Linked DNA regions of Homo sapiens: region 1 is linked to region 2. The links are chromatin contacts, found by Hi-C in ENCODE. All regions are on one chromosome and are shown on one strand. Each heading gives the region's core, a stretch centred on a gene start or an enhancer-like site at or near the end of the contact. The rest is flanking DNA. Distances are from core to core; before and after follow the strand shown. Region 1 holds the start of KATNA1 (katanin catalytic subunit A1). Region 2 overlaps UST (uronyl 2-sulfotransferase).

Region 1 (6,648 bases), core at 2,728-5,227, 580 kb before region 2:
ACAGGACGATGGCTTGAGCCTAGTGGGTCAAGGCTGCGGTGAGCCGAGATCCTGCCACTGCACTCCAGCCTGGGGGACAGAGCAAGACCCTGTTTCAAAAAATGAAAGTCTGAACTAATGGGAAGAGTGAGACATAACTGAAGTGAGACAGGCAGAAAAATGTTTCGGCTGGGTTAGAAAGACATGAAATTATGGCGCATCAATCTTCACAGAGATGTGATTTTCTTCGTAGCATTCAACAGCCTGGTATTAGCAGATCAGTGATGGAAGCTGTTGTTTAGGAAGAATGTGTATAAGGTTAGTGAAGAACACTGGTGAATCTGTCCCAGTCTGTTACTGCAGCTATGGTGTGACATAATCTAAAAATTCAGTAAATCTTACTTATGGTTAGATTTTTCTAGCCTTATACATACTGTATCCCAGGAGATGGCTCAAATGTTTGAAGTATAGAAGAGGAATGCCAGATGCATCAACCACGTGAGTGAAGTTAATAAACTGGCCCTAAAAGTCCTTTCCAATTTCTCTCATGAAATGTAAAAAGTGTCTCAAATTCTTTTATGTATTTATTTTTTGAGACAGAGTCTTGCTCTGTTGCCCAGGCTGGAGTGCAGTGGTGCAATCTCTGCTCACGGCAACCTCCACTTCTGGGTTCAAGTGATTCTCCTGCCTCAGCCTCCCGAGTAGCTGGGACTACAGGCGCCCACCAGCACACCCACTAATTTATGTGTTTTTAGTAGAGATGGGGTTTTGACATTTTGGCCAGGCTGGTCTCAAACTCCTGACCTCAGGTGATCCTCCTGCCTTGGCTTCCCAAAGTGCTGCGATTACAGGCGTGAGCCACCACACTTGGCCCTCAAATTCTTTGAAATTATTTTATTTATTCTACAAATATCTAATTAACACCTACAATATGCCAGACATTGCTCTACTCAAATGGACAAAGTATCTGACTTCATTAAGTTTACTCACTGGGGCAAGAGAAACAAATATATAATGTGAAGAAGGTCTTCATGGCCATTCACCTTCTGTGTAATTCCAGGGGTCACAGTACCTCTTGCAACAGTCCCCCAATCTATTCTCTCTCCCCTCCAAAACTTCCTACGTTTAGCTGTCAAATTAATCCTCCTATTTGCTATATAACTTATGTCTTCATTTGACACCTTTCAATGGGTCCCCTTTTGTCTACTGAATAAAGTTTAACTCTTTAGCTGGCACCTATCTTTCTACCTCTTTTCCCCTAACTTGTTTTTGTGTGTCCTGTGATTCTGCCAAATTAACCTGACCATTCACCAGGAAAATATAATCTCAGATTTTCTGAGTCACAGTTTGGATACAATCATTTTAGAAGGGTGGTGGTTGTAGAAGCCACACTGTAAAAGAAGAAATGACTCCTAGTCATGAGAGTGGTACACAAATATTCTGCTTCTTCAAGGCACAATGCAGAGATGAACACCTGCATTTCTTTGAAGTCAGGCTTGACCAGTGACTTGCTCTGGCCAAAAATATGTAGGCAGAGCAGCAAGTTTCACATCCAGGCAGAGGCTGTGCAATTTATTTCCCTTTCTTTTTTTCACTGCCAAGGGTCCCACTGCCTGCATCCACTCAAGCTATGAACATAAAAAGTAGATAAGAAAAAAATGCTATTGTTGAAGCCTCTGTGACTTAGAGGTTGCTACAGCATAACCCACTCCTGCCTGACTAGTACAGCTAGTAAAGAAATGGAAGTAGTGAATGTAAGCCACTCTCTGGAGGTTTGTCTTTCCACCTAAAAAAAGTCTTCAGCCAGGAGCGGTGGCTCACACTTGTAATCCCAGCACTTTGGGAGGCTGAGGCGGGCAGATCATGAGGTCAGGAGTTCGTGACCAGACTGGCCAACACAGTGAAACCCCGTCTCTACTAAAAATACAAAAATTAGCTGGGCATGGTGGCGGGCACCTGTAATCCCAGCTACTCGGGGAGGGTGAGGCTTCAACCTGGGAGGTGGAGGTTGCAGTGAGCCGAGATCGCACCACTACACTCCAGCTTGGGCGACAGAGCTACACTCTGTCTCAAAACAACAACAAAAACCCAAAAAATCTTCATATATAATACGCGTACGTACACGTAATAAAATGTGCCCAGTTTGTGTACTGTTGATGAATTTTAATAAATGTTTACACCTGTGTAAGCACTACCCTAACAGAACATTTCCTTTCCATCACCTTAAATATTTCCTGGGGACTTTCAGCAATCTATTTCTTCTCCCCCTCCTCCTGAATACAGCCTCAGGCAGCCAACCACTGATCAGCTATTATTATAGATTAGTTTTGCCTGTTCTAAAATTTCTTTTCTTTTTCTTTTTTTTTTTTTTGAGACAGAGTCTTGCTCTGTCACCCAGGCTGGAGTGCAATGGCGCGATCTTGGCTCACTGCAGCCTCTGCCTCCTGGGTTCAAGCGATTCTCGTGCCTCAGCCACCCAAGTAGCTGAGATTACAGGTGTGCGCCACCAGACCCAGCTAATATTTGTATTTTTAGTAGAGACGGGGTTTCACCATGTTGGCCAGGCTGGTCTCAAACGCCTTGACCTCAAGTGACCCACCCGTCTCGGCCTCCCAAAGTGCTGGGATTACAGGTATGAGCCACCGTGCCTGGCCTAGAATTTCTTATCAATGGAATCATACAATATGTATTAATTTTGTGGCCTTTGAGAAGTTTTTTAACTGTAAATTGGCTTTATAAATTAGCATACCTTTGAACTCACATAAAGGATGAAGGTTGAATTAGGGTAATTAATCTGTACCTCCCTGAATTGGTTTTGATTCCAAAAATATATACTAAATATAGTTTCCTGTTCCCTATTACAATAGAGTTCATATTTACTACAGTGAAACTATCATTTTCCACTCAGTTGAGACGTTACAAGACTTTAAGCCCCATGAAACATTCTATTTCGTGACCACTGTATACCCAGTGCCAACACTGTCTCACACATAGTAGTTGCTGAGTAAACATTTGTTGACTGAATGGATGTATTTCCCCTGAATTGCTTCTACATGTCTATGTTAGATGACTGGGGTGCTTTTATTTTTTTAGAGATAGGGCCTCACTTTGTCTCCCAGACTGGAGTGCAATGGCGCCATCATGGCCCACTGCAGCCTCCAACTCCTGGGCTCAAGTGATCCTCTTGTGTCAGCCTCCTGAGTAGTTGTGACTACAGGCGTGCGCCACCATGTCCAGCCAATTTTTGTACTTTTTGTAGAGACGGGGGGTCTCACTATATTGCCCAGGCTGGTCTTGAACTCCCGGCTCAAGCTATTCTCCCGCCTCAGCCTCCCAAAGTGCTGGGATTACAGGGATGAGCCACTGTGCCCAGTCGGGATGCTTTAATGTTAGAAACTTAATTACCTTGCGTTTTTAAAGGAATGTGTGAGAAGTGCCCTATTCTGCCTCAAGTGATGGCAGAGGGTGGAGATTGAGACTGGAGGAAGCCCTGTGCAGTACATATCTGTAAGTCATGAAATAGCATCATTTTCCTTGTCTGGTCATATTAAAACGGTGATTAAAAAATCAAGAAAATAAAATCCCACTAGCAGTGTGTCCGAGAATCTTTGTTTACCTCCTCCCTATTGTTATGTCATGACATGGAGCCCAGCTGGGGAATTCTGAATACTAGGTTCTAAAACAGGATTTGTCATAAACGAATTGCTTGATCCTGGACATTCACCTCTAAAATAGACACCTGACCTCGGTGTGTGTGTGAGTGTGGTGAAAATCAAGTGGGAGGGAAAGTGAGCAAGCACCTGAACAAGGTACAGAGGCGCGCGAGGTAGTACCATAATACCATCTACACCAAGGTCTATACTATCCCTGGTCTCCGCTGCGTCCGCCGGGAGGAGGCGGTGCAAGAATGCGCACGCGCGGCCCCGGGCCCGGCCACACCCTCTTCCGCCGCTCCCGCCCAGCGACCTCGCTCCCGGGGCGACGCCCCGCGTGCGCCAGAGTCGCCGAGGTCGTCCCCGGCACCGGAAGTGACCCTGGCGGGTTTGTCTTCAAATTCTCGGCGAGCAGGAGCCGCGCCGGCAGGTGGTGTTGACGATTGAACTGGGCAGTACTGGGGCCGTGAGCGGAGAGCAAAGTGGGCTGGACTGGGTCAGGCCCTCCTTCCTCGCTGCCGGGATCTCCACTCCGCCAATCCCCTGTGCCTGGCGTTGGGCGGTTTCCCGAGGAGCTTGGGCCGCCGCAGGTGAGTTTTCACTCTGGCGGTGCTCTGGGGACCCCCGATTTTCCAGGGCCGGGCTGGTGAGGGACTCGGGGGGCCCACAGCGAGAACCCGCCGCGCAACCCTCCGTGAGCCTGCCTGTGCCTGAGCTGAGGTCCTAGGTCCTTGCTGTTGTCCACGATAACTTGGCTTAGGTGACAGTCCCCCTACCTGAGGAATCCTGTCAGGCGGAGGACTTTTCGGGGGCTCCTGTCGATCCCATCTTTTGATCTGTGTCGTTAGCGAAGTCACCAGCCGAGTTTTTAGTTCTTCGATTTTTCGACTGGTTCTCTCCAGAACCCGCTCACGCCCCCCACCCCGAAACCCTCACAGGTAAAAATCCCGATGGCCATGACATTGGGAGGCAACTTCTTTTCTTAAAATTTGTTAGGTTCGAGTGATATTGTTGGGGATGTTATTTCTTATTTATTCTAGAGCCCGGCGTCCTCTGGAAGGCCTGTGGGCCTTTTGGTTTAGAGTTGGTACCTTTTAGAAAAGTTTTCCCTCGAAACAGTTGTTTCATACAAATGTGATGACAAAGTTAGAGATAAACGTAGATCCTGAAGTGCCTTACAGTGGATAATCTCAAGCTCTTATTTAATCAAAAATAGTTTCCTGTTAAAACCGCGAAGGGCCGCTTTTATATTAGTTACTAACTTCCAACAGCACAGTGATGCTCTTTTCTCTTGAAAGCACTAATTTACGTCTTCCTCTTTGAAATTAGACCTCTAGTTATTGCTGAAAACATTCCCGATGTTTTAGAATGGGTGCAGTAGATCTTTGTCACGTAATCACAATGATAATCACCTTAGTAGATGTTAAGACAGATTCTTGAAATGTTTTTACGGGCTTAAATGTCTCAGTATAAAGCCCTATTTTCTTTTCCAAAAGAGCTGGGTTTTGTTCTTTTTTTTTTTTTTTTTTTTTTTTTTGAGACGGAGTCTTGCTCTGTCGCCAGGCTGGAGTGCAGTGGCGCAATCTTGGCTCACTGCAACCTCCGCCTCCCGGGTTCAAGCGATTCCCCTGCCTCAGCCTCCTTGAGTAGCTGTGACTACAGGCGCGCTCCACTACGCGCGGCAAATTTTTTGTATTTTAGTAGAGATGGGGTTTCACCATGTTGGCCAGGCTGGTCTCGATTTCCAGACATTGTGATCCGCCCGCCTAGGCCTCCCAAAGTGTTGGGATTACAGACGTGAGCCACTGCGCCCGGCCGGTTTTTGTTCTTATACCAAGAAATAGGAGCAAAACTTTGTTTTGTATTAACATTAACAAGTTGTGGCCTGTAAATACCTTTAAAAAAAAAAACACGCAGTAGTGATCAACTTCCCAACATTCCTAGACTATGAAAAGCTATATAAAGCTTCTTTATAGCGTTGGTTATTCAAGAAGCGTTTACATTTTTATAGGTAATAGGCATGCTATGTAGTCCACAAGGGATTCTCCACCTCATTTTGAAACTGGTATCAAGATGCTGACAAATATTGAGGATTAGAGAATCTTGTTGAATTCACTCTATTAACAACATTGTTGAATTTCTATTAACAATAGTTTGGGTTTTTTTAGCCACTTGACTGTTTAAAAAAGATAGTATTATCACATAAATATGGTCAGTGTTGATAACATGCCAAATAGCTTTTGCTTGTGGCGTTTATCGATAGGGCTTGAATATGACTTTTAAATTACGTTTTAATAATTAAACTCACTGATTTGTTTGTTTAGGGTAAACTGAAAGTTTACTGTACAAATAGAGTGGACTTTATATGTACTTTTTTTCTGAACAGGTTGCTTTTTGGTGTTTTTAAAAAATAGTGGTAACTTTCTTGTGCTTAAGTATTTATCATATGATGGTTATAAAGGTAAGAAAAATGTATGCCATGCTGTAATTGGTCATGGGTCATTCATTTATTGTGCTTATTCGTAATCATCAGTGGCTGACTATAAATTAGCATGTGGTTTCTTTCATATCCCAGAGATGAACATTCTGAAAATTACTTACCAATGTATGGCCACTTTTGAAGTCATATACACTTGCTTTACTGAAATGCCTTCAGGAAGATGCATGATTGGGCTTCGTGATCTTTTTGTTTTAGGAGGTAAATTTTACAGAGAGGTATTTAAAAAACACTTTCAGCCTTCCAACATTGCTGCTGATTTTTTAGTCTGTGTTTAATAATATTCTATGTTTGTCTTCTCTTACTAAGCAAAGAAAACCCACCTAGAATAAATAAGGTGATATCCCTTCTATTAAACTTCAAGGATTTCAAGGTCTAATTCTGTCTTATTTTTGTCTTCAGTGCAATTCCTTGCAACTTAGTTGGTGTTCCTTTAATATTTCTTGAATGAATGACCCATGCACATTATGTTAAAAAAAACTGCAAATAAGTGGAGCCCAGCCTGAGTCCTTTAAAAAT
Region 2 (6,512 bases), core at 3,713-6,212:
ACCTTCTGAAGCCTTCAGTAGCAATTCTAAAGAAGGAATTTGAAAAATTCTCTATGTAGAGGCTAAGAAGGGTAGTGGGGGATTGGGGACAGGTGGGGATGGTTCATAGGTACAAAAAAAATTGAAAAATGAATAAGACCTATTATTTGATAGCACAACAGGGTGACTATAGCCAATAATAATTTAATTGTACATTTAAAAATAACTAAAAGAGCCGGGTATGGTGGCTCATGCCTGTAATCCCAGCACTTTGGGAGGACGAGGCAGGTGGATCACGAGGCCAAGAGATCGAGACCATCCAGGCCAACATGGTGAAACCCTGTCTCTACTAAAAATACACAAATTAGCTGGGCGTGGTGGCATGCACCTGTAGTCCCAGCTACTCGGGAGCCTGAGGCAGGAGAATTGCTTGAACCCGGGAGGCAGAGGTTGCAGTGAGCTGAGATTGCGCCACTGCACTCCAGCCTGGCGACAGAGCGAGACTCTGTCTAAAATTAATAATAATAATAATAAAATAACTAAAAGAGCATAACTGGATTGTTTGTAATGCAAAGGATAAATGCTTGAGGGGATGGATACCCCATTCTCCATGATGAGATTATTATGCATTGCATGCCTGTATCAAAACATCTCATGTACCCCATTAGGTATTAATTAAAATAAAAAATAAATAAATTCTCTATGTGGCCAACAGCCTCATTGAATAAGGGTATTACTTTTCAAACTGACTCTTTTGAAAGTCCTTTGCCAGGTTGGGTCCTTTGCACAGGGGAGCCTAGATCCTTGTAAATAGATAACATGGTCTTCATTGAAATTAAAAACATAACACACATTGAACACTCTAGAATTTCTGTTAAATAACTTGGCATAGACTCTTCTGAAATGGGTTCCTAACAGAACATTTTATAATATCTGTCTTCTCTGAAGATATGAACTCTAGCTAATCTGGGGCGGGTCATTGTTCACAGGTCTTAGGTGTTCCTTTTTGTTTTTTAAAACAGAGCTAAAAAATCTTATGAAAGACAGACAAGAAATAAAGAGTTTTAAGTCAAACATTGAGAGGCAGAGGAAAAATAATTCTCTCATTGAAAGCCTCCTTCAATCCCTTCCTCTTAGAGCACTATACATTGTGTAGGGTTTTGTTATCTGATACACAAAAAAGTAAGACTCCTGTGATTTAAAATAAATTCATTACTTAAATTATTTGGCCCAACCTGGCAAAGGATCCAAGGGGATAAGCAAAAGGGAGCCTAGATCCTTGTAAAGAAGTAATTTGGAAATCTGTTCTATTTCACAGCCTCAAAGCTCTTTGTCGTAAGGTTGAAACAGTAATTTCCTAAAAACAATGGACAGCAAGTGTAATCATATAAATACCTTGACTACAAAACTATCTGAGAAATACCAATCACATTTTACTAGTCTTCAATCACTTGCAAAATGTTGGTCTATATAATGGATTGAGTTGATTTGCTATATAAATGGTTATTAATTTCAGGCCAGAAAAACTTTGGGAATATTCTTTAAAGTTACAGCATAATGGGTTTATACATTTCTTTCTTTGATTACGATTAGGTGACTGGGTCAACTGCCATAAGGTTACTCCTAGTTCATGACAATAAAACTCTCTTCCCTGAATGCCTTCCTCTATGGTTAGGATGGGGGAGTTGGTGGATGGGCAGAGCAGGTAAATAACTCTGTCAAAAGTGACATTATATCCTTCCGAATAGACATTTCTCAAAATAAGACATACAAATGGCCAAGAGGTATATGAAAAAACTCAACATGCTAATCATCAAGGAAATGCAAATCAAAACCACAATGAGCTATCATCTTACTCCAGTTAGAATAGCTATTATTAAAAGCCAATAAATAACAGATGCTGGTGAGGATGTGGAGAAAAGGGAACTCTTATACACTGTTGGTGGGAATGCCAATTAGAACAGCCACTATGGTAAACAGTATGGAGAGTTCTCAAAAAACTAAAAATAGAACTACCATGATCCAGCAACCCTTCTACTATGTATCTATCCAAAGGAAATGAAATCAACATATCAAAGGGATACCTGCACTTGCATGCTCACGTGTTTACTGTAGTAATATTCGCAGTGGTAAAGATATGGAATCAACCTGTGTCCATCAATGAATGAATGAAGAAAATGTGGTATTATACACAATGGAATACTATTTGGCCATAAAAAAGAAAGAAATCATGTCATTTGCATCAACATGGATGGAACTGGAGGTCATCATGTTAAATGAAATAATCTAGGCACAGAAAGACAAAGATCGTGTATTTTCACTCATATATGGGAGCTAAAGAAGTTGACCACAAGGAGGGAGTAGGATGATACATACCAGAGGCTGGGAAGGATGTCTGGGTTGGAGAGCGGGCTGAAGAGAGGTTGGTTAATGGGTACAAATGTACAGTTATATAGAAGATGTAAGTTCTCATGCTCCATAGCAGAGTAGGGTGACTATAGTTAGCAACAATGTATTGTATGTTTCAAAGTAGCTAGAAAAAAAAATTCAAATGTTCCTAACACATAGAAATGATAAATACTCAAGGTGATGGATACCCTAAACACCCTGATTTGATCATTGCACATTCTATGCATGGAAAAAAATATCATACATATCCCATAAATATGTAAAATATTATACATCAATAAAATGTGATATTGTGTCCTTCAAGTACAAGTGAAAAGAACCAGGACATATTTGCACGATTAGTTAACTGATATGGTGCGAGATGGTGACAGTCCTGGCTGAGCCTAATGCTTTGTGGTATATTTTTATAGTAACAGCTACAGTTAATGGGAACTAATGTGTAGCAAGCACTGAGCTAAGCACTTGTACACACAATCATACTTAATCCTCACAATAACCCCTTGATGGAAGAGCCATTTTATACATGAGGAAACTGAGGCCAAGGCTATAACTCATTCAAGGTCATGCAGCCAGAAAGTGGCAGAGGTAGGAGGCTCCTCATGACAATCAGCTGCTGTGCTTTTGCTGTGTTGTTTCTTGGTGTGGACAGGTGAGAGGGCTATTACTGCTTCTCACACCTTTCTTCACAGTGTGGTAGAGCATAATGGTCAATGTCCAGGCCTAGAGCCTACTACTCCTCCTGCTGACTGAGGCACCCAAACTTAACAACCGATCTCACAGGAAACTGGCAGGTGTTTTGGAGGGAATGGCTAATGGCTTTATAGTTTGGGAGGAGAAAAGGGCCGATTAAAAAAAAATTGGGCACGATCATCTCTGGGTCCAATACTCAGAGTCAGTGATGAAAACCACCCCAACAACCACTATTTGCAGAGTTCCACCTGAGAGGTAAAACTGCGTCCTGGTGGTTTATTTAGATTAAACTTGTAATTTTGTGTTTCCAGTAGGAAACATTCTATCCCAGGCAGAAATTGACCTAGTATTTACCATGTTCGGAAAACGACAGACTTCTGGTGATAACCAGCATCTAAAATCCCAGTGCACTCCATCGACTCTATGACTGGAAAGTACTGGCTCTTATGATTTCACTCAGAGCCCCCTACATTGACATATCTTATCCAACTTTTATACAGTAATGAGAGGTCTTTAATAAGATTGATATTTGATAAGATCCCAGGTAGCCTTTCCAACCAAATTTTAATTGCATGTCACCTTACCAGCCTGACAAAAGTGCTTTGGCTATTTGATAGTGCTAGTCAGAACATGAGGAGGCCCAGCCCTATGTTTGCTAGAACACTCCACAGAGAGGACAGACTTTTAAGACAAGAGGGAAGGGGGACTTTTTCATGTTTGGCTACAAGGCAAGAGCTTTAAAAGATCCTTTCTTGAATAGTTAAGGATCCAGGGAGGGTGACCGCCAAATATGGCAACTTGGTATGGCGATATTTCAAATTGAAGGCCATTGGAGACCAGTACATCCTGGATGAAGCTGTTCTCTGAAGTTCCCTTATCTACCTAGAAATTGGACCTGCCAAAGAGGAACAAAATTGCCTTCAGTCACCTCCCCTAAAATTTCATTAATCAGAGAAGATCAAAACTCATGTCACAGAGGAAGGGACTGAAGATTAAACACCACACTCAGAGCTCAGATGAACGTTGTCCCAAACTATTGCCTGTTCTTGGGTCCCATTCAGTTCCCAAAGAGAATTATTTACCTTCCATTGTCTGAGCATTGGGCCCATTCATTCCCCTTAAATATCATTTACTACTCTTCAAAATTGCCACATTTAACCTCCATTTCCCCTTTCCCTATGAAGAAAGGTATAGAAAAAAGCTGGACCTCCCTGGGTTATGAGGTAACCACTCTCCTGTGATTTTCTCCTGTGTAGCATTTTATTTTTAAGAGGTAGGGTCTTGCTCTGTTGCCCAGGCTAGAGTGCAGTGGTGGCTCACTGCAGCCTCAAACTCCTGGGCTCAAGCGATCCTCCCCTCAACCTCCTGAGTATTTGGGACTACAGGAGTGAGCTACCATGCTCAGTTTCATGCATATTAATAAATTTTATTCCTTTTTTTCCTGTTAATCTGCCTATTGTAAGTTCATTTTCAAGTAAGCTTCAGAGGGTGGAGGAGAAGCTTTTCCTGTTACCCCTCCAATAACAACAGATTGTCTCGTGTATTTCAGTTACTTCAGTCTTCCTTACTCTTCTTAATCCCTCCCTAAATCCCCCGTCTAAACATGAGGGTCAGTATCAGCTGGTTTGGCAGATTCTTATGGGATCTAATGTTTCCCCAAGCTCTAGTTTTGCATTAATATCCAATTCTTGCTTCATTTGTCTACCCACCCTGCCTCCTTGGAGTTTCCTTCTCTCCCTCATCCACCCCCTCTTCTTCATTGTCAACCTCTCCCTCTCAACTGGCTCCTTGCCATCAAAACTCACTTCCCTTCTTGAAAAAACCCTTGTCTCATGCACCCTCCCTCTTTCATCTTTTCTCTCTCCTCCCCATCACAGCCCAACTTCCTGAAGAGCTGTCTACATTTGTTGTAACATTTTCAGCTTACGTACGTGACTGAACTCACCAAAACCTGCTTTCTGTTCCTTCTGTACTCCATTCAGTTACTCTCGCTTCCTTGTTGGTAGCTCAGAGGGCGCCTCACAGCATGACCCCATCACACTGTGGGCCACACACTCCATTTTGAAACCCCTGCATCTGCAACAGTGTTTTCCTGGCACCCTCACCTCTCTCTGATCACTCCCTTTCCATCTTCTCTACGCCCTCCTCTTTCCCAGCCTGTCTTATAAAGACCAGTCCTCCTCAGGCTCTGTTCCAGCCTCTTCCCTTCTCCCTGGTTACTCCCTGGGTGGCAGCATCCAACCCTCTATCCTTTAGTCCTCATAGCACTGTGAACAACAAAATGAACAGTTTATATAAACAATGACAGCTTTTTTGACCTTCGTTTTCCACAGAGCTGCCAAATTTAATAAGGTTAATGACATTGCCAGAGGGTTATGTCGCGGTCAGAAACAGGAGTGCTATTTTGTGCCAGGAGAAACAGAGACTCAGATTCAACCAATATTGATGGGGAACACCCATTATGAGTTTGGATCATCATATACATTATTTTATTTGATATTCTCAATAACCCTGTGAGGTGAATATCATGACCCCTCTTTTGCAGATGGAGAAATAGAAACTTACCCAAGGTCACATAGCTGGCTGGTAAGTGAAAAAACGAATTTGAATCTGGGTCCCCATCTATGTTGAGATTTTTCCCTAACTTTAAGTACTGCACCATAACCAGGGCAGCTTTCATGAGCCTGTAGAAAACTATCACCTTCATATGGAAAGACCAGAGGTGGTTTGTCTTGTATAATAAGCAGAGAATTCTTAAAAATCTCATTTCAAAGACATATGGATGTGTGTCTTGCTGTACGATAATCGGTGCTATGGAAAAGTCATTCCATTGCTAAGTTTTCCACATTTTTGTAAAATGCCAGACTTTCCATCCAAACAAAACAAAGCTACATGGACTATGGAATCAGCCTCTCTCCAGACTGCCATAATAGCAGCTCTAGAGGAAGTTGTTAGGATTTTTTTTCAAATAATTGTTGTTATTTCAGCCACAAAACAATTATGCTTTAAAAATCTATACTTATTAGTAGCATTCCTTGGGAAGGGAAGAAGCCCTCGTTAGGTGAGCACATACTGTCGGATTAACCATGAAGAAGTGAAGACCTCACTCCATGAGCGTTCTCTGATCCTAGCAGGAACTGAGAGTAACTTCAAGGGGCTCATGTCTCTTGTGCCCACTGATAAACATTTTAAAAGAAAGAGACGAATACAGAGCTCCTCCCTTTAAGACAGGGTGGCAAAAAGGCAGCCCAAGATCGGACTGGCAGGCAATGTGTTGTTTGGCCCGTGGGGTATTTTTTTTTTTTTAGAAATGGATTCAGTTGTTGTAAGGCTTGGTCTATTTCACATGGAAAGCTGGATTTCTGGCTTTTCTCAAAGGGCGGCTACATTCTTCTGGAGCCAAGTGTGACTGCCCCCGTGAAAGAGGCCAGGGC

Evidence for each region. Hi-C counts contacts between places; a loop is a spot of excess contacts on that map. Pooled maps may share reads with other maps.
Region 1: a loop to region 2 is called in a pooled map, with 2.4 times the contacts of the local background. The contact joins the promoter of KATNA1 here to the enhancer-like site in region 2. A Hi-C loop is called at or near these places in 2 of 37 single-sample maps with no recorded cell type and 7 of 50 pooled maps.

What each region holds. Positions count from the first base shown.
Region 1 is chr6:149,646,043-149,652,690 of GRCh38, reverse strand. KATNA1 (katanin catalytic subunit A1) reads left to right here and starts at 3,977. Exons shown (of 11, transcript NM_007044.4): 1 at 3,977-4,222. RefSeq lists a silencer at 3,758-4,027 and an enhancer at 4,098-4,177.
Region 2 is chr6:149,064,766-149,071,277 of GRCh38, reverse strand. All of the region lies in intron 7 of UST (uronyl 2-sulfotransferase), which reads right to left. Among named protein-coding and RNA genes, the nearest start is that of UST-AS2, 35 kb to the right of the region's middle. RefSeq lists enhancers at 4,877-5,286, 5,307-5,386. Within about 2 kb of position 4,962, at least 9 of the 41 ENCODE cell types and tissues checked have a DNase peak (open chromatin) inside an H3K27ac peak, as active enhancers do.